Linked DNA regions of Homo sapiens: regions 2, 3 and 4 are each linked to region 1. Evidence: chromatin loops called from intact Hi-C (ENCODE). Cell type or tissue: dorsolateral prefrontal cortex. All regions are shown on one strand. Region 1 overlaps AZIN2 (antizyme inhibitor 2). Region 2 overlaps AK2 (adenylate kinase 2). Region 3 holds the start of AK2 (adenylate kinase 2). Region 4 holds the start of LOC105378631 (a long non-coding RNA gene).

Region 1 (5,000 bases):
AGCCTACAGCTGGAGTTTTAGCCGCATTGAGGGGAGGGATTGGGGCTAGATCAGAGCCTTGAATGCCAGGCTGAGGAGTTTGCCTTCTGCCCTGTAGGCTTGGGGAGGCCCAGAAAACTTAGCAGCAGGGTAGCTCTGTGGCCAGTACTGAACCTGGGTCAGGTACTTGGAAGGATCACGGATGGCATGCACAGGGTGCGAGCTGGATGGGGTCTCACATTCATCCACTTCTTGTCATTCAGGACGAGGTAGCTGCCTTCTTCGTGGCTGACCTGGGTGCCATAGTGAGGAAGCACTTTTGCTTTCTGAAGTGCCTGCCACGAGTCCGGCCCTTTTATGCTGTCAAGTGCAACAGCAGCCCAGGTGTGCTGAAGGTTCTGGCCCAGCTGGGGCTGGGCTTTAGCTGTGCCAACAAGGTGAGCCCTGCCCGCACGGTGCACTGACCCTCCATGCCCACTGAACACACACATGGCCAGGCTAGTCCAGGTGGGCTCTGGGGAGCAAGAGGTACCTGTAGTTGGTCCTTGCCCTCTGGGAAGACCACCCACTCAGGAGGGGTCTCAAGGGATGAGGGAGGGAGAAACGAGCATGGAATTTGTCAGCCTTGAAGTTCCAGATTGGAATCTTCTTTGTCCCTGGTAGAAAGCTCATCTTTTTAATGGAGATTTGCAAATTTGTTTGGCACAGAGCTATACATGATGTTCTTCTAATTAAAACAAAAGCGTCTCCATATTGTTGGTTTCTTTTCTTTTTCCTTTTATAATCATAATAATGTGTGGCGGTGCATTTTCTTAACTAGTCCTTGTAGTTTTGTTGTTGCCACCAATTCTGTCTTTCTAATTTGATTTCTGCTGTTGTCTTCATTCCCTCCTGCTCTCTTTAGATTTATTTTTTTCATTTTTTGAGATGGTGTCTTGCTCTGTCACCCAGGCTGGAGTGCAGTGTTGCCATCTTGGCTCACTGCAACCTTCGCCTCCCGGGTTCAAGTGATTCTCCTGCCCTCAGCCTCCCGAGTAGATGGGATTACAGGTGCACACCACCGTACCTGGCTAATTTTTTGGTATTTTCAGTAGAGACAGGATTTCAGCATGTTGGCCAGGTTGATCTCAAACTCCTGAACTCAGGTGATCCACCCGCCTCAGCCTCCTAAAGTGCTGGGTTTACAGCCGTGAGCCACCGCGCATAGCCACTTTAGATTAACTTTACTTATCTACTGTCATTCAGTATCTACTGAACTCCTACAGCGTGTAGTCACTGTGCTAGGCAGGGCTAGCAATACAGAATTGATAGACTGCTGTCCTTGAGTTGAATGCTTAGTTTATTTATTTCTATTCTGTCCTTGCTAGATAAAAGCATTTAAGCTATAAAGTTTCAACTAAGTAGAGCTGAAAGTATCTCATTTATTGATTCAGCAAATATTAATTGGGCATCTCTTCTGAGGCCAAGCATTATTCTAGGTGGGGATTTGGCAGTGAACAAAATAAAACAACAAAAGCCCTTCCTTCATGGAGCTTGTTTACAAAAAAAAAAAAAAAGATGAAATAAAGAAAATATTTAGTATTTTAGATGGAAAATGCTGTAGAGAGAAAGCAGGAAAGGGAAGTAAGGAATGTTGGGAGAGAGGATTGTACTTTTAGATAGTTTGGCCAGGGAATGGTTCACTGAGATTTGAATACAGACCCAAAAGAGCCAAGGGATCAAGCCAGGTAGATAACCAGGGAAAGGGCATTTCAGGCAGCAGGAACAGCAGGTGCAAAGGCCCTGAGGTGGGAGCAAGTCCAGTGGGCACTGCTTTGTGATATTGTCATTAGCACTATTTTCTTGGTGGTTAGTAATGGTTGCGTAATATGGCTGGATGTTGTGAGGAGAGTTCTAGAAAGGACTCCTGGAGTCCTGGGCAGGATGACAGGGCTGGAGCGACTCCAGGTTGGGGAGAGGTGTGCACTTGGCCGGGATGGTCAGAATGAGCAGGTTAACCTGTAGCAGGGACCGAATGTTAATGCCTTTCATGGTAGATGAGGTGCTTCCTCTTATCTTTGGGCTAGTTCATGCTTTGCACACCTCGTTTTGTGCATGTCTTCCACGAAGCTCTGTGAGGCACACAGTGGGAGAGACTGCCGTTCTACAGTTGAGGAAACCATGGGGTCAGCCATCTGTGGGTAGCAGAGCCAGGACGTCCTCGTTTCCCACTTCTTCCTGCGGTGCCCTGGGCCTCCACGTGGGATGAAAAGGAGCAGGATCCTTTCAGTCCCCGAGGTCTAGGGTGAAGAACAGGACCAAACCCCACTGCCTAGAGTTTTCTGCTTCAGGAACCCCAGGGGGAGGAGCTTGGTTCTGTAGAAGAAAGGGCAGAGTGAGGTGTTAAGGCTGAGAGAGACCTTGATGACAGCGGGGACTGGAGAAGCATCTGCCCTTTGCTGAGTGTGTCTGTTGTGTCAGGTACTTTGCCAAGTGTTTTCTGTACACGATCTCATTTTATTCTCACAACAGCCCTGTGAGGTAATTACTATTTTTTTTAATGGGGATTCTGACCGTAGCCTGGTGAGGACACATTTAACGTATAAGGAAATGAGAGATGGAGGTTCCGCATCAGGGTGGTGGCAGCTTGAGTCCTGCTGAGTTGCCTTGGACTCTGTTTTTTCCAAGGTGGCTGGGGAGAGGATGGCTGAGCTGGGATTCAGCCAGTGATGGATGCCCTCAGCCAACTGCAGGGGCGAGGAGAGACTTAAGCCCCCTCCCTGTGATGGGATCATGCAGACCCTTTGGTGCGCTTCTGGAGAGGTGGCTCCCCGACTTACAGCTTTTCTTGGAAGGCCAAGGCTGCCCTCTTCTGGTCGTCTGTAGTGGGTGGCCATGCTTAACAGCGTTGTGCCTTAGTGGACACTGACCAAGGGCCTGGCGTAAGCTAGGGCTGGATGTGCAGACAGACATGCGTTGGACGGGGGCCAGGGCCACAGCTTGCTCGGGGACTCTGGTCTACCCAGCCACCTGCCCGAGGACCACTGTATCATCTCTCCTGTCCCAATCGCTTGCCCTCTGTCTCCCTCAGCATCCTCCCATCTTAAAAAGCCTTTGCTGGGCAGCACATCCTCTTCCAGCCCAATCCCTTGCTCTCTTTTCGTGACCAAACTCAACCAAGTTGTCTGCACTTGCCTGTCTGCCCCCATTTTTTCTTTCCTTCAGTACTCCTTCCTTAAGCCATTGCTTCCCAGCCTCCACTTTCACTACTCCAAAGAATTTTCTCTTACCAACATCCCCAGTGAGCACTTACCAACATCCAGTGAGCACTTTACTTTAAACATGGATTGTGAACTAATAATACATGCAAATAACACATTGATTCATTCACCCCAAAAGAAACTAGGACATCAGCTTTATGTCTCCATAGATAATCACCAGGATGGTTTTGGTGGATATGTAGTATTTTTTTTTTTTTTTTGAGATAGAGTTTCGCTCTTGTTGCCCAGGCTGGAGTGCAGTGGCGCAATCTCGGCTCACCGCAACCTCCACCTCCCGGGTTCAAGTGATTCTCCTGCCTCAGCCTTCCGAGTAGCTGGGATTACAGGCATGTGCCACGATGCCCGGCTAATTTTGTATTTTTAATAGAGATGGGGTTTCTCCATGTTGGTCAGGCTGGTCTCGAACTCCCGACCTCAGGTGATCCACCCGCCTCGGCCTCCCAAAGTGCTGGGATTACGGGCATAAGCCACTGCACCCAGCCATATATATATATATTTTTTTTTGAGACAGAGTCTTGCTCTGTTGCCCAGGGTGGAGTGCAGTGGCGTGATCTCAGTTCACTGCAACCTCTGCCTCCCAGGTTCAAGCGATTCTCCTGCCTCAGCCTCCTGAGCAGCTGGGATTACAGGTGCCTACCACCATGCCCGGCTAATTTTTTGTTTCTTTAGTAGAGACAGGGTTTTACCATGTTGGCCAGGCTGGTCTTGAACTCCTGACCTCATGATTCACCTGCCTTGGCCTCCCAAAGTGCTGGGACTACAGGCATGAGCCACCACACCCGACTGGCAATGCATTCTTTAAAAAAAAAAAAGACTCAACAGTAACATATGGTCCTACTTTTAAAGGCTTCAGAAGTGTATAAGATGAAAGAGAACACTGCTTCGACCCCACCTCATCAGGCACTTCTTATAGCTGAGACAGCTCCTTCCTGTCCAGACACATGTCTCGCTGTGAGACGAGATTTGCATTTACAGGAATAGCTTTCTAATCTGCATATTGCTCTCCATCCCTTGGAAACGTTCTCCATCCTCACCTCTGCAGGTCCCGGGTACCATCTCTCCCCATCTTCTGCCACTCTCTAAATGGTAGCATTCTTCTGAATTCCTAGGCCTCCCTGTCTTGTAAACCCTCCTTCTTCTCAGAAGAAGGGTTATCTCCTCCCATGGCTTTAAATACCATCAATATGCCACTGCTTCCCACATTTTAATCTCCAGCTCAGACCTATATATCCAGTTGACTTGATACGAGGAGATGCCTGGAACCCGGCATGTTCAAATGTGCTCCTGATGTCCCCTTTCCCCGTCATGAAGGGCCCCCTCAGTCTGCTGGGTGTGGGAGTTCCCTCTGACGTCCTCGTCCTCATCACCACATGCAATCTATCACCCAGCTTGCCAGTCCCACCTCCAGAACACATCTCCCCACTTTTCTGGAGCTGGCTCTGTCATCTCCCCCAGGGCGATGGTGATAGCCACTGACTGTCACTGTCTATTCCCCCAGAATCCCCTTGGGCCCTCCTTCAGGTAGCCAGATAGACATGTAGACCTTATATTTAAAATGCAAATCTGACCATGTCGTTTCCCTTCCTAACCCTTTAGACTCTTTCCCATCACATGCAGGGTAAAACATGTTTCCTTGGCAGCTCTGCCCCTCTCCCTCTGACCTCATCGTCCTCACTGCACTAACTTGCTCTTCTTGAGCCACTGCAGCATTCTCTGTTCCTTGATCAGGCTGAAGTGCTCAGCACTGCTTGCCTCAGAACC
Region 2 (5,000 bases), 72 kb before region 1:
GTTTGGGCTTAAAAAGAACATATCTGATTTCAGTTTTATGTCCTGGAGAGAGACTGGGTTTGAATAAATACTGATCAAAATGAATCCAAGAATAGATCACACACTGTTTTGTTCACACTTGGAAACACAGGCAAACATTAAAAATAAAAGCAAATAAACCTACCCTGGTCTCTTTTTGGGGAAGTAGATTTGACTGCTCTCAGATGATCAGCCTGGATGTTCAGAAGACAATCTGAATTCAAAAGGACCTTTCACCTGGTTTAATTCTCTGGCAACAATTCAGTTTTCAAACCCAATTCCCAAATAATTGCTATTTTCAGCATCATGATGCAGATCACAAAAATATTCCAATTTGGCCTGGCTCTTTTTATGACGATATCCTCTCCCAGTAATTTCTGTAACCTGCAAAGTAAGTGCCTTTTTCCTTCCACCTAGGGGGAAAAAATTAATGATCCCTGTTCACACACTGACTCACGTGGGTTTTCATCATGGGTTAGAAAACAAAATGGAATTCTCTGTCCATAATGTGCCATCAGGAACTGTGACCCTGCCTGACTTCACATGATCCTGGACTTCTAATCAGCTGCTGGAAATGGAAGAAATACTATGAGGTTCTGGAATTGCGGTCCCTGGAAGATTACCTGGGTTAGTTCATTTTGGTCAAAAAATAAAATCAAAAGTATGGTTAAAGAAGTAAACAGCTGGGCTGGGTGTAGTGGCTCACGTCTGTGATCCTGGCACTTCAGGAGGCCAAGGTGGGTGGATTGCTTAAGCCTAGGAGTTCAAGACCAGCCTGGGCAACTTGGCAAAATCCTGTCTCTACAAAAAATACAAATATCAGCCAGGTGTTGTGGCATGCACCTGTAGTCCCAGCTGCTCAGGAGGCTGAGGTGGGATAATTGCTTGAGCCCCAGGAGGCAGAGGTTGCCGTGAGCCAAGATCACGCCACTGCACTCCAGCCAGGGTGGCAGAGCGAAACCTTGTCTCAAAACAACAACAAAAAAGAAGTAAACAGCTGGTAAAGCAACCTAGCCTAAAACTTACAAAGTAGCAGAGTGAACACATATGTGCATGCACACACACACACACACAACACACATACACACAGATGAGAGTAGCACACACGCCAAAGATACATCAAGCAAGTGCTTTTTTAATCAATACATCAAATGATATTTTTGCTAGCCTGAGGAAGCTTCTCTTTGCCTGTCCTATCATTCCCACCCATTGCCTCACAGGGATGGAAAGAAATTCCTTCTTGGACCCAACATTAGATAAACATAACCAAGTCTTTACATGTGGCTTTGGAGAAGGCTGCTAGGATGCTTGCGAACACGACATCGGGGGTCTGGGATGCATCGATGGCGGAGTGGATCCCCCGTTTCCTGTAGTACTCTATGAGTGGGGTGGTTTGAGTGTGGTAGGCTTGCAGGCGGATTTTCAAGGCCTTTTCATTATCATCTGATCGACGGATCAAGGGTTCCCCGGTGATCTGAGAACAGGAAGACAGCAATGAAAGGCTGGGACTGTTAGCAAGGTTTTCTTATTCCATGCCAGATGCAGATTTGAGATGGGACCATTCTGCCCAGGATGCTGTCTGTTCCCAAAGCCCATCAGAGACAAAGACAGGCAATCCAGACCCTCTCCAGTGAAGAACTTTGCTACTCCCAGGAGCAGAGCAGCTGGTGAACAGAAGTCAGAGAGTTTGTCAGAAACACCAACTGTGAGGAAAGGGGCTCATGAGGGGAAGATAGGCAATGACTTTCTCATCTTTGTGCTCAGGCGATTCAGCTTCCAAGATAAACACTTCTAGGGTCAAAAGTAAGGAAGTCAAAAAGGCCCCTAAGACCAGAATACATCAAAATCAAAGATACATTAGCAATTGTAATCTTAGTTGCTTAAATATTTAGTGTATTTACTAGAGTGTCACCCATCAACATTCTAAAAGTGGCAAGTAAAATAAGAACTTTCAATGGTAGAATTAGCAACTTTGCAAAATGTGACTAAGTTGCCATAACGGCTCTGGAACCTGTATTTATAGAACCTGAATGACCTGATGAACTTGTTTCATAGGACAAAGGTAAACCCAGGAAATTCTTACTGTTGCCTGCATGCTTTAAAACAAACCATATAGACTCTTTATGGCAAATGGTGCAGTGACCATGTATGAAACCCCAGGACACAGTACAGCAGCAATAACTATAAAAAGAATATTTTTCTGGAGGACTGGTCATCAAACTTCTCTTCAGTGCCACACTCTTCCCACTCTCCAATTGTAGGCTTTTAAGAAAGCTTCTCCTGATTAGCTGATCACTTAGGTGGCCATGATGCCAGAAAAGGGGCTGCTCTTGACAGAAGACAGGTACAATCTGGGCACTGCAAAAAGCTAGCACCACTGGAAGCAACCTTGAGGCCAAGCAATAAACCACCTGAGGAGACACTGAATAGATCTGACACAGGCCATGTGATTTACTTGATAGTGTTATTTTTCATGACTAAGTTAGTAATATTGGTAGAAATAAAAGGAAGATGGAAAGAATAAAGGAAAAAGAAAAACAGTGAAGAAAGGGGAAGGAAAGAAAAGGAAATTTTTTGTCCTGAGTTTACATACGTCATCTTTCATGGGCTCTTTTGGAGGGTTGAACTCCTCGTGGTAGGAACGGCCACTCTTGGGGTGAATCAGCCTGAAAGACAGCAAATGAATATGAGTTAGGTTAACTGACAGTACGCGCCTGCACTCCACTCTAGGGGGCTCCAGAATGACAAGCAGAGATAGGGACGCTGGATGCAAGGACCCAGCACCCAGCAGAAAATCCAGCTAAATAACTGGGCTTCCAGGAGAGCTTATGCCAGCGGCAGAGTATATTTTCTATTTTGACCAAACATTATTATGAGTATCTGGCTGAAGAGCAAACTGCTGGCATAACTACCTAATTCAGGACTTGAGAGAAGGAACTCTGGTGCTGGTCTCACACAGCCATCCATTCTGTTCACCCATTTACTTAACAAACATTAATAAGTATTCCATTCAAGCCTTAAGCTGAATTCAGAAGCTACAAAGCAATGAGTAATGATCCCTGCTCACAAGTAGTGCTTAGTGGGAGAGACAAATGTGGAAATAAATAACAAACGTGATAATCCTTTAACAGAGATTTGTACAAAGTGCTATGGGGGACAGAGGACAAAGAAATGAACTCTATTTTCTAACCTAGTTTGGTTACAAAACCAGGAAGGTACTAACAGGAAAAATAATTCCCATGGATGCAAACACTGCCAGATAATGGAACACATCTTTTCAATCACACAGATAAAAGATAGCCTAACCCTTATGGAGCAATATTCAAGTAATCGGGAAAAATGACTTATTAAACAAGTCATGGAATATAGAGCTCAAGAACAGGCATTTATTTGGCACTGAATGTATAGTGGGCAGCTGCATCTGTGCTGAGTCCCTACAGACAACAAGCCCATGTTCCTGACTGGGAATGGCCACACCACAGGAGCCTAGAAACCTAAGGAAAGGAGGCAGGCCAAGCTCTGCTCAGCAGCCAGGCCTTGCTTCACTTCTGTGGTTTCTCAATTCTCTGCCAACCAAGTGTTTGTTTGCTTATTTAACTAATGGTTGCTTTTCTCATGAAGGTCTATTAGACTAGAGCTCCCTAATATTTTTCACCATTTGGCAGGCATAGCAATATTTGGGCCGGGCCCAGCAGCTTATGCCTGTGATCCCAACACTTTGGGAGGCTGAGGGGGGCAGATCACCTGAGGTCAGGAGTTCGAGACCAGCCTGACCAACGTGGCGAAACCCCGTTTCTACTAAAAATATGAAAAATTTAGCTGGGTGGCAGGCACCTGTAATCCCAGCTACTTGGGAGGCTGAGGCAGGAGGATCGCTTGAACCTGGGGGTGGAGGTTGCAGTGAACCGAGATCATACCACTGCACTCCAGCCTGAGTGACAGAGCAAGACTGTCTCAAAAAAATAAAATAAATAAAAATTCTATTCAATTCTATTTAGACTATTGAAGTAGCACCTCTGTAAAATGTGCTACTTTCTTTTTTGTTAATCACAGCATATTTTGGGGGGACAAGATGGTCCATTTGGCATAAAGTGGCACTGGGTTATGGGCAGGAGGGAGGTGACAGTAGAGAAAATAAGCTATAGAGTCATCCCTTGGTATCCATGGGGGGATTGGTTCCAGGAGCCCCCTCTGTGGATACCAAAATCCATAGATGCTCAAGTCCCTGATATAAAATGGTACAGCATTTCCATATAACCTATGCATATCCTCCTGTGTACTTTTATTTTTATTTTATTTTTGAGACAGAGTCTCCCTCTGTCACCCAGGTTGGAATACAGTGGCGCGGTCTCTGCTCACTGCAAGCTCCGCCTCCTGGGTTCACGCCATTCTCCTGCCTCAGCCTCCCAAGTAGCTGGGACTACAGGCGCCCACCACCAAGCCTGGCTAATTTTTTGTATATTTAGTAGAAACGGGGTTTCACCGTGTTAGCCAGGATGGTCTCGATCTCCTGACCTCGTGATCCACCTGCCTCAGCCTTCCGAAGTGCTGGGATTACAGGTGTGAGCCACTGCGCCTGGTCTATTTATTTTATTTTTTGAGACATGGTCTTGCTCTGTTGTCCAGGCTGGAGTGCAATGGCAATGACCATAGTTCACTGTAACCACAAACTACTGGGCTCAAGTGACCCTCCCGCCTCAGTCTCTGGAGTAGCTGACTACAAGCATGCGCCACCATGCCTGGCTAATTCTTTTATTTTATTTAATTAATTTATTTTATTTTATTATTATTTTTTGAGACAGAGTCTCATTCTGTTGCCCAGGCTGGAGTGCAGTGTCATGGTCTCGGCTCACTGCAACCTCTGCCTCCCAGGTTCAAGCAATTCTCCTGCCTCAGCCTCCTGAGTAGCTGGGATTACAGATGCCTGCCACCACGCCCGGCTAATTTTTTGTATTTTTAGTAGAGACGGGGTTTCACCATGT
Region 3 (5,000 bases), 50 kb before region 1:
CCTCAGCCTCCTGAATAGCTGGGACTACAGGCACACACCACCATGCCTGGCTAATTTTTGCATTTTTTTGTAGAGATGGGGTTTCGCCATGTTGCCCAGGCTTGAACTTTTTTTTAAACTCCACAAAAATACATACAATCACCAGTATTCCTATTGTTACAACTCTGGAAAGTGTACAGAGGTTAAATGACTTGTGTAAATCTTATCCTTTCAACTCCCAGCTCTAATCACATCTCCTCTATTTCTACAAAGCCTTCTCTGACCAACTCTCATCTTCATGCACCCTTATCAATCAACTCATTAGTATAATGTTCTTCTAAACTTCCTGAATAAATCATGTCTTACACTGAAACATCCAAGTTGAAGGAGGGGAAGGGAGATGTGTTACTAAGATAAAAGGGAGTCAAAATTTATTGAGTACCTACTATATAGCAGGCTGTCATCTAGGTTGTGGGTGCTTGATACACACACACACACACACACACACACACACACACACACATATATCATAATTTTCCAGTATCATTGTGAATGTTTAGTTGATGAGGGCAAGAACTTTATCAGTCTTGCCCAATGCTTTATATCCCCAATGTTAGGTGCTCATGAAATGCTGAATGAGCAAGGTAGGTATTATCCCCATTTTTCAGGTAAGAACACTGAGGCTCGGAAGTTACATAGCTAGCTAAATTATAAAACCCTTGTCCCAGTACTATACTAGTATAGGTTGTCCATTCCATAATTACTGAAATTATTAACTTCAATATGAGTTAAGAAAAAAATCTCAGGGCATAGTGGCTTGTGCCTATAATCCCTGCACTTTGGGAGGTCAAGGCAGGATGATCGCCTGTGTCCAGGAGTTCAATACCAGCCTGGGCAACATAGCAAGACCCTGTCTCTACAAAAAATTGTTTAAAAATTAGCTGGGCATGGTAGCATGTGCCTGTACTCCCAGCTACCTGGGAGGGTGAGGTGGGAGGATTGCTTGAGCTCACACCACTGCGCTCCAACCTGGGCAACAGAGTGAGACCCTGTCTCAAAAAAAAGAAAAAGAAAAAGAAAAACAATGAAGCATTTGAGCTACTGTTTATACTTGATCACTCACAGCAAAAGTCTGCAGAGTCTAAGATTAAACTTCCCTAAGCTGCAGATTACCCAATAAATGAGTGTGGCAGCAACAGGAAAGAGATGTCAACAACGCTGAGGATAAAGGATAAAGGGATCAGGTACAGGTAAGCTCCAAAGAAGAATCATCTCAGTCTGTGGAGAGAAAAGAAAGCTGTATTTTCTGACTTAGTGCCCAGGTCACAGGAATGAATGGAGTGTTCCAGAACTTCTTTCTTTATCACCCACATTAATCTGTGACATTCATCCACTTCCACTAACCCCATCAAGGGCCAAGTAATGTGCTAGGTGCCACAAGGGGTACCAAGAATGAGTAAGATGGTCTGTTTGCCAAGATTTTTAAAACTTGGCAAGTGCTAGGAAGAGAAAAGCGGGCACAGGGCAGTCCTCAGATTCCCTTTCATTTGGGAGCTCAGACTTCCCTCTTTGAAGCCTAACAACAGGCAAGAGCCAGAGGCTTAGGGCCCCAGGTGCAATGCCAGACCCCAAGCAAGAAGGGGACATCAATAATCCAACCTGCGGGCTTCCAAATCCGAAATGAGATCATCGATCCCAACCCTAATCTATGGCCCCATTATGTCCCAGATCTAGAAGGGGCCCAGATCCCAAGTGAGGCCCCTGTTGCCTGCTAGGGCAGATGGTAACTTCAGACTCTAACTCCATGGTTCCTGAGGTCTCAGGCTCATGAAACTCATTTCACTAATTTGGGAAAGCCACCTGACCTTTCTGGGCCTGTTTTTTAACCTGTTGATTGATAAAGTTAAAATTTCAAGTTCCCTATAAACAACAACAAAATAAAAAAAGGAAAAAATAAATAAAAACCAAAGGGAAGGAAGATACAAACAAACAAAAATAATAAAAACAAAATAAAAAAAAATTCAAGTTCCTTTTCATCTAAAATCATTTGCGTCATCCCAAGCTGCTTAGCCTTCAGTAGCCTCAGGTCCTAACTCCAAGCCAGGTCCCATGAGCACTCCCAACCCTTATTGTGGACACTACTCAAAGGTTGCGACTCATGGGTCTCCAGGCTATAAACCAGTTCTACACATTCACCCCCAACTTTCAAACAGGGAGAGCCTTAGGTTTCCTCCCATCTCAATTCAACTGGCTCACACAGCACATGTCACCTCTCACTCTGCCCCACGTGTTGGAGATGCTTCTCCTCCCCTCCCCCTAAGTCATAAATCATTATCAAAATCTCCCGACCTCCAGTGCCTGGAATGTAACCCTGATTCTGGACAATTCACCTCCAACTCGCAGGTAACCTGGGCCATAAAGCTAATTGCCTCCATTCAGCCTGTAATCTAGATGCCTCGGCCCAGGGCTCACTCTACCCCTCAAACCTTTCCAGTCTCTAGACCCTTAGTGGAATTAATCAGCCCTCACATTCCCTAACCCAACACTTCAACACTGAATCCCTCGGGCACTCCAATCCTAACTCAGACTGCCCCGACCTCCAATTTGGACCCTCTCCGAAATGCCCCACCAGAACCGAGACCCCGGCCAGCGTTCCCCGCAGGCCTTAGTCCCCGGCCCGCTCCGGGCAGGTCCAGGGCTTCTAGATCTCCGGCCGCCTTGACCTTGGAGTTCAGCAGGCTCCGCCGCCAAGCCCAGTCCTGCCGCTCACCTGGGTCCCTTTACCGGCCCCGGGAGGCCCCAGCAGCACGGCCCGGATGCCTTTAGGATACTCGGGTTCTGCCGCTGGCACGCTGGGAGCCATGTCCGCCGAAGTCTCTCACTGCCACCAGTTCGCACGCCTCACAGGTCCAGTGCTTCCCAGGTCAACGCACGCACGCCACGCACGTCCCACTCGCCGCTCACACTGGCCCATAGCCGCGTCCGTCAGCCCGTTCCGCCCGCCCCTGAGCACGACGGACTCTTCACCTTACCAACTGCACGGCGATACTGAGGAACTTTGCTTTTGATTGGACAGAATTGGTGCGGGATAAGGAAGGGGCGGGCCAGCATGTACTAAGGGTGGCGGGTGTGCGGAGTGGGCGGGAAAACGCGAAGGAGGACAGGAGGTCAGGCCGGAAGGTATACTTCGGCATTTGACAGTTGACGACACCAGCAACAACATTGAAATCCTATTAAATTGCGCGTGGGAGTTTAAATGGGTAAAATCACTCTTAGAAGACAAATTAGTAATATGTTTCAAATACCCTTTGGTCCAGCAATTCCACTTCCACGAATTCAATGGATAAAATCAAGGATATGAGTAAAGATTCGTGTAACAAAGTTGTTAATTGCAACACTTAGCCCAAAAGCCCGAGAAAAACCATAAAATAAAGGCAATACTCCAAATGTCCAACAATAAGAGATTGGTTAAATAAATTGCAACCAATTTGTATCCTGGAATACCCCTGTTGTATAAGATAATTTAATCATGCGGGAAAATGTTAGCAAAGCGAGATACAAAATTGCAGTTACAACAAAATCCGAATTTTGGCCGGACGCGGTGGCTCACGCCTGTAATCCCCACACTTTGGGAGACCATGGCGAGCGGATTACCTGAGGTCAGAAGTTCGAGACCAGCCTGACCAACATGATGAAACCCCATCTCTACTGAAAATACAAAATTAGCTGGGAGTGGTGGCATATGCCTGTAATCCCAGCTACTTGGGAGGCTGAGGCAGGAGAACTGCTTGAACCCAGGAGGCGGAGGTTACAGTGAGCCAAGATTGAGCCATTACACTCCAGCCTGGGCAACAAGAGTGAAACTCCGTCCCACTCCCCCCCCAAAAAATCCCGATTTTGTTTATTACAAGTGTAGACCGCTGTGTAGTGTGATTAGAGGAGCACCTCTCCTTTGTATATTTTAATAGATTTTTTAAAGTTCTATGGTAAATTCTTAATAAGTTTAAAAACTTAAGTTTAAAACAAGTTTTACCTTTATATTAAGAAAAACGTTAACCTTTTAAAGTCAGGAAAAGATAGTTTTTCTCAAAAGAGATGACCCTCTTGGATAGGGAAATAATTTCTACAGCTTTTTGGTGTGTGAAAGTTTCATCCAGCTCCAAGGGCCTCTTTGGACCTTTAGTTAAGAGTGTGTAATGAAACGATTATGTTTCCCCACAGGCTCCTAACAACTCATTTTCTACATCTTGATGATGAATTTGCTATCCCTTCAGCTGTGGTCTCTTCTTTTTTTTTTTTTTTTTGAGACGTGGTCTCGCTCTGTTGCCCAGGCTGGAGTGCAGTGGCGCGATCTCGGCTCACTGCAAGCTCCACCTCCTGGGTTCACGCCATTCTCCTGCCTCAGCCTCCTGCGTAGCTGGGACTATAGGTGCCCACCACCACGCCTGGCTAATTTTTTTTATACTTTTAGTAGACACGGGATTTCACCGTGTTAGTCAGGATGGTCTTGATCTCCTGACCTCGTGATCCGCGCGCCTGGGCCTCCCAAAGTGCTGGGATTACAGGCGTGAGCCACTGTGCCCAGCCCAGCTGTGGTCTCTTCCTTACCACACAGAAGTCAACATTCATTTCTCATCGCCACGCTGGACTTTTACAGTGTACCTGCTTAATCTTGTTGGATACTCCCAATGACATTGAAGGAAGAAAGGATTGTTATGTCTATTATTCAGAATGGAAGCTGAGGCCTGAAGATACGTAGTGACCAAAGTCACACAGTAGCAGACTCACAATTAAGACTGAGGATGAGCCAGGTCCAGTGACTCACGCCTGTAATCCCAGCACTTTGAGAGCCTGAGGGGGGGGCAGATCACCTGAGGTCAGGAGTTCGAGACCAGCCTGGCCAACATGGCGAAACCCCGTCTCTACTAAAATTACAAAAAAATTAGCCCAGTGTGGTGGCGCATGCCTGTAATCCCAGCTATTAGGGAGGCTGAGGCAGGAGTATCGCTTGAACCCGGGAG
Region 4 (5,000 bases), 210 kb before region 1:
ACAAAGAGGGGACTGCCTTCTGGAATAGGAGGCACCTGGGGCCTACAGGGACAGAAAAGGTAATTAACTTGAGAGGAAAGCAGGAAGGGCTTCTGGGAAGAGGTGATGCTTGAGCTTAATAAGTACTGACAGTCAGGTGGAAGTTAGCCAAGTGAGAGGAAAGAAACAGAGGGAAAGAGGAATCATTAGCCCTGAGGTCTGGAAAAGTGGAGTGTTTCTGTGGAGGGAAAGCAGGAGAGGCAGAATGTTTATGTGGGCGTTTGCTGTAGGCTCTGAGCTGTGACATTGGGAGCAGGAAAAGTAGAACTAGATTGGAAAGATTGTTCTGAGCTTGCAAGAGAAGCTGGGGCTAGGAAGGGCTTTATTTATTCAACAAACATTTATTGAGCACCTACTAACTGCCAGCAGCATCACAGCTGTGACCAAGACAACAGGGTCCCTGCCCCATGTGAATCTCATATTCCAGGGGGAGAGAAAAGCAATAAACAAGTGAGCTGATGACCAAATGAAATATCTTCAGAGACCGAGAGTGGCTATGAAAACAATGAAGTCATGTGGTGGAGAGTGGCTGGGTGGGGCGACGTTACATGGTGTGGGCTGAGGGGGAGTCACCTGAACTGACACCTGAAGGCAAAGGAGGCAGCAGCACACAGCACAGGAAGGGAGCTCCAGCCCCAGAAGAGCAAGTACCAAGGCCCTGGGGCAGGAGCAAGCTTGCATGTTGGGGAAACAGAAAGAAGCCAGTGAGCCTGGAGCTTTATAAGCAAGAAGGAGGCAGTGAGGGCAGGTGGGATTGGATAACACATGCCTCCAGGTGTGGAAGGGAGGTTAGGTTGATCCCACTCACAATGGGAAGCTTCGAGGGGAGATGAGATGGGATGTGATTTGCATTTTAAAAGGCTCACTTTGCCCGCTCCAGTGTGCAGGCTGGATGGCAGAGAACAGGAGTGGGGGGCCAGGTGCCCTGTGAGGAAGCAAGGAGGGTGCTGCGGTCTCACGGCCAGAAAGGATGCAGTGTTGGCCTGGGTGGTGGCAGGGGACAGAGAGAGAAGTCGATGGAGGATTTGGGATGTTTTTTTTTTGTTTGTTTTTGTTTTTTTTTTTGCAGGAGGAGCTGATGGATCAGACATATAGGAGGAGATGAAAAGGAAGCAGGGCAGAGGTCAGCCCTCCAAAGTCCAGATTCTGAAGCCAGAAACCCCTGGCTGGGTGACATAGGGCCAAGTAACTCTAGCTTTCTGAGCCTAAAATGCCTCCTCTGGTCAGGGGTGGAGAAGAGGAAGAGAGAAAGAAAGAGGTAGGAGGACGGGGGCGGGGGGTGGGGGGGATGGGGAGGGAGGAGGACGGGGAGGGGGGAAGGGAGAAGGAGGAGCGGCAGAATAGAGCCTTCTAATCGGGTAAAGGAGACCTCCTCAAATCTCTTCAGTTCTTCAGAGTCTACACAGGAAGGCTCCCATCCAACAGCACTCAGAGAGGTTGAGAATCTCACCCAGTATCACAAAGCCAGTCAGTGGCAGCTCCAGGCCTCAAAGCCTGGACCCTGGCTTTGCCTTTGGAGACAGATTCTCAGCTGCACACCAGTCACCCAGATTCCTCAGAAACAGTGGGGCCAGAGGCCCCATTTTAGAGGCTCAGAGTGGAAGGCAGTGGAAGAGGTGGAGGCAGCTAGGGGAAGATGAGAGAGGGGTAGAAGGACAAAAGCCTGGGAGTGAAGACTGCCTTTACGTTCACTCCTCAGCTCAGCCCCAGACTGCCGGAGTGACCTTGGCATCTGTTCTCACTGGCGAACAGCGGCCATCCGCAGTGAAGGTCTGACCCTGAGTCTCCAGGGTCGGTCCACCTCCCACAACCCAAGTCCACGGAGGACCTCCCTCGTGGCTCTGCACAGCCTGGGCACAGCCAGCAGAGGGCGCCACCTCAGCCACAGTGAAGCCCACATTGCCCCAGCGCAGGAACAGCCCCAGGAGGAGGCCCCGGCTGGCAGAGGCTGCCTTGCCTGCTGCTTAGCTCTCAGGAGGTCAACTCCCAGGCGAGCCGACCACAGACGCAGCAGCCAGGTAGAGCCTGCATCTTGCTGCCTCTGCCTGTAAACATGTCTCTGAACCTCTCTGAGCCGCAGTTTCCCCATCTATAAATGGGCCTAACAATAGTGCCTGCCTCATAGGGTTCTGTGAGGAGTCAATGAAGATCAGCCACATAAGGGCTGAGTTCCTAGCAGCTGCCATTTTTATTAGCAGTAGTGGCAGTTGTATCATATCTTAAAGCGCCTGACACAAAGTGTGTCCAATCAGTGGTAGCTACGATGACGACAAAGATGATGACGAGGATGTTGCAGGGACTCGGTCATTGCTTGTCTCAAATTTCCTCACCAGGGTGTATCCAGTGCCTGCCAACCTGGGATGCCTCTAGTGAGGGGCATTGCTGCCTTCCTGGCAACACTGCCAGACCATCCTTTTGCTGAAAATTGCCTCCTGGAAGCCATCCCCCTACCTGGCCCACCCAACTCCCCGCTCAGGATGATGCAGCTGGCCCAGCCTCTGGCCTCAGGCCCCTTTGTTAAAAGTCTGCATGAGAGGTCTCAGAGAAGGCTGGAGGACAGATCCAGCAGCTGGACTCATCCCTTTGCTGGAAGGGAAGGGAACCCGGGTGGCTTCCCAGGCAGGAGATTCTCAGTGGGTCTTGTTCTTGCTGCTCAAAGTTCCTTTTCTGCACACTGGGAAGAAATAAGTGAAAGAAAAAATCCCTGTGTTGTCTAAACCTCCCCTCATACCTCCGACCCAGGAATGGCTGGAGGCTGAAGAGGGAATATGATGGCCCAGAGTGACAAGCCCAGGAATGCTGGCATTCTAGTTGGCTCTGGTCCCACCTGCTGCCAGACACACCCATCTGTGTTTGTGGGTCCCGGGGTGAGTGCTTATGGGTCTGGCATCAAGGGGTCTGGTGAGGAAGGCAAGAGTCCAAGGCTTGGAGCCAAACAGTTTGGGCTCACACATTGGCTCAGCCCCGCACTACAGTGTGACCTCTGGCAAATCACTCTCCTGGCATCCATCCCAGCGTGGTGTTTGGGGAACACAGGAGATGTTACATGTGAAGAGGAAAGCGCAGGACCTGGCACGTGCTAAGTATCTATAAATGTTGCAGTGGGTATTATTATAAAGTGCAAGTCCCTCATTTCCCCGAGATGCTCTCTGCATCTGAGTGGGCCAGGGTGGCTGTGGGAGTGGGTTATGTCAGGCAGGATGATGTTCTGACCCACTTCTGGGTCAGCGGGCCAGGGCTTGAAGCGCCATGCCCGTGCCTGCATTTGCAAGGGTGTGTGTGTGTGTTTGGGAGGAGGAAGGGGTGTGCATTGGATGTGCATGTGTGCAAAGGTGTGCATATGCTTGTGTGCATGCACCAAAGGCTGCCCCATCCCAGGCATTCCTGGGGCAAATGCATACTTGCAGGTACCAGTGCAGTCTCCCAGCAGTGATTCAGGAGGCCCTGCTGTTCACTGTTACTATGGAAACAATGAGGCAATCCTCAGCCTCCGGTAGATCCTAAGGTGCCAGGAATGAGAGCTGGCCTGGTCTTCCCAGGGAGGGAGACAAATTGGGAGCACAGGGTTCCTGGGATAGGGCAACCTCGGACTCCGGGTGGGGTTCTGGAACTCTGGGTACCCCTGGACCCTCTGGGAAGTCTTCTCACTCCTCCAAGGAAGCCTGGCCCACTGGAAAGAGCTCGGAGACAGAGCTGGGTTCTAGCTTGCCTCTGGCTCTAACCCCATGCATAGTCTCAGGGAGGGAACTGGGGTGCCAGCAGCAGTCTAGAGCTGGGGTGTGACCTTTCCTCTCACTAGGGCACCTGCCGGCAAAGCTGTGTGAATGTGTATCCCAGAGCCCTGAAGTGTCACGGAGCAGCCTCCTTCACATGCACTACCCTCCACAGTGTCTTGTAGGTTCCCCACAGCAGCTCTGCAAGGGAGGCAAGGCTCAGCTACATGCACAGTCCCTCCGCCCCCAGAGCCACACCACACAGGTGGCTGGGAATTCCAACCACTTTTCTGGGTCATGAGGAGCAGGCTGGGAGGAGAATCCCCCAGGGCTATGGGCAGTGGATGCAGCGTTCAGCCTGGACAACCCCAGCAGAGCTGGGCCGCTGGAAGGCTTCTGGGAGGCAAATCCCGGTTTAGGGGGCACTTTTTAATTTTTATTTCACTTATTTATTTAGAGACAGGGTCTCGCTCACTGCAACCTCCATTTCCCGGGCTCAACAATCCTCCTGGCTCAGCCTCCTGATTACACACCCAGCTAATTAAAAAAATTTTTTTTTTGTAGAGATGGGGTCTCACCATGCTGCCCAGGCTGGTCTCAAACTCCTGGCCTCGAGCAATCCTCATGCCTCGGCTTCCCCAAGTTTCTTTCTTTTTTTTTTTTTGAGAGCAATCCTCATGCCTCGGCTTCCCCAAGTTTCTTTCTTCTTTTTTTGAGATGGAGTCTCGCTCTGTCTACCAGGCTGGAGTGCAGTGGCACAATCTCCGCTCACTGCAAGCTCCGCCTCCCAGGTTCACGCCATTCTCCTGCCTCAGCCTCCCGAGTAGCTGGGACTACAGGCACCTGCCACCAGGCCCGGCTGATTTTTTGTATTTTTAGTAGAGACGGGGTTTCACCGTGTTAGCCAGTCTCGATCTCCTGACCGCGTGACCCGCCTGCCTTGGTCTCTCAAAGTGCTGGGATTACAGGGGTGAGCCACCGCGCCTGGCCCGAGGAAGTTTCTTTTAAAATCTTAATTTGGGGCTGGGCTTGGTGGCTCACGCCTGTAATCCCAACACTTTGGGAGGCAGAGGCGGGTGGATCACAAGGTCAGGCATTCGAGAACAGCCTGGCCATCATAGTGAAACCCTGTCTCAACTAAAAATACAAAAAATTAGGCCAGGCATGGTGGCTCACACCTGTAATCCCAGCACTTTGGGAGGCGGAGGCGGGCGGATCACCTGAGGTCAGGAGTTCGAGACCAGCCTG

The links. Hi-C counts contacts between places; a loop is a spot of excess contacts. Peaks named below come from ENCODE experiments on the same cell type or tissue, not always from the same donor. Only the 100,000 strongest peaks of a DNase experiment are listed, where the experiment ranks them.
Region 2: it touches region 1 in a loop (5-fold over the local background); 5 of 110 quality-filtered maps call a loop at or near these places.
Region 3: it touches region 1 in a loop (2.0-fold over the local background); 15 of 110 quality-filtered maps call a loop at or near these places.
Region 4: it touches region 1 in a loop (4-fold over the local background); 57 of 110 quality-filtered maps call a loop at or near these places.

The regions. Positions count from the first base shown.
Region 1 is chr1:33,083,712-33,088,711 of GRCh38, forward strand. It overlaps AZIN2 (antizyme inhibitor 2), which reads left to right. Exons shown (of 12, transcript NM_052998.4): 5 at 243-416. Among named protein-coding and RNA genes, the nearest start is that of AZIN2, 5.1 kb to the left of the region's middle. RefSeq lists an enhancer at 385-884. In dorsolateral prefrontal cortex, CTCF peaks have their summits at 2,837 (motif pointing left) and 3,036; a DNase peak (open chromatin) is centred at 2,840; H3K4me3 peaks cover 1,353 bases; H3K27ac peaks cover 3,563 bases.
Region 2 is chr1:33,011,911-33,016,910 of GRCh38, forward strand. It overlaps AK2 (adenylate kinase 2), which reads right to left. Exons shown (of 6, transcript NM_001625.4): 5 at 2,612-2,684; 6 at 1-1,492. The coding sequence ends at 1,271. Among named protein-coding and RNA genes, the nearest start is that of AK2, 22 kb to the right of the region's middle. In dorsolateral prefrontal cortex, a CTCF peak has its summit at 2,760; a DNase peak (open chromatin) is centred at 2,739; H3K27ac peaks cover 3,095 bases.
Region 3 is chr1:33,033,987-33,038,986 of GRCh38, forward strand. AK2 (adenylate kinase 2) reads right to left here and starts at 2,897. Exons shown (of 6, transcript NM_001625.4): 1 at 2,750-2,897. The coding sequence starts at 2,842. RefSeq lists an enhancer at 2,716-2,875. In dorsolateral prefrontal cortex, a CTCF peak has its summit at 3,072; DNase peaks (open chromatin) are centred at 2,995 and 3,594; H3K4me3 peaks cover 2,225 bases; H3K27ac peaks cover 1,177 bases.
Region 4 is chr1:32,874,919-32,879,918 of GRCh38, forward strand. It overlaps LOC105378631 (a long non-coding RNA gene), which reads left to right and starts at 1,051. Exons shown (of 3, transcript XR_947160.4): 1 at 1,051-1,297. RefSeq lists an enhancer at 1,700-1,869. In dorsolateral prefrontal cortex, CTCF peaks have their summits at 1,894 (motif pointing right) and 2,097; DNase peaks (open chromatin) are centred at 1,907 and 3,441; H3K27ac peaks cover 1,079 bases.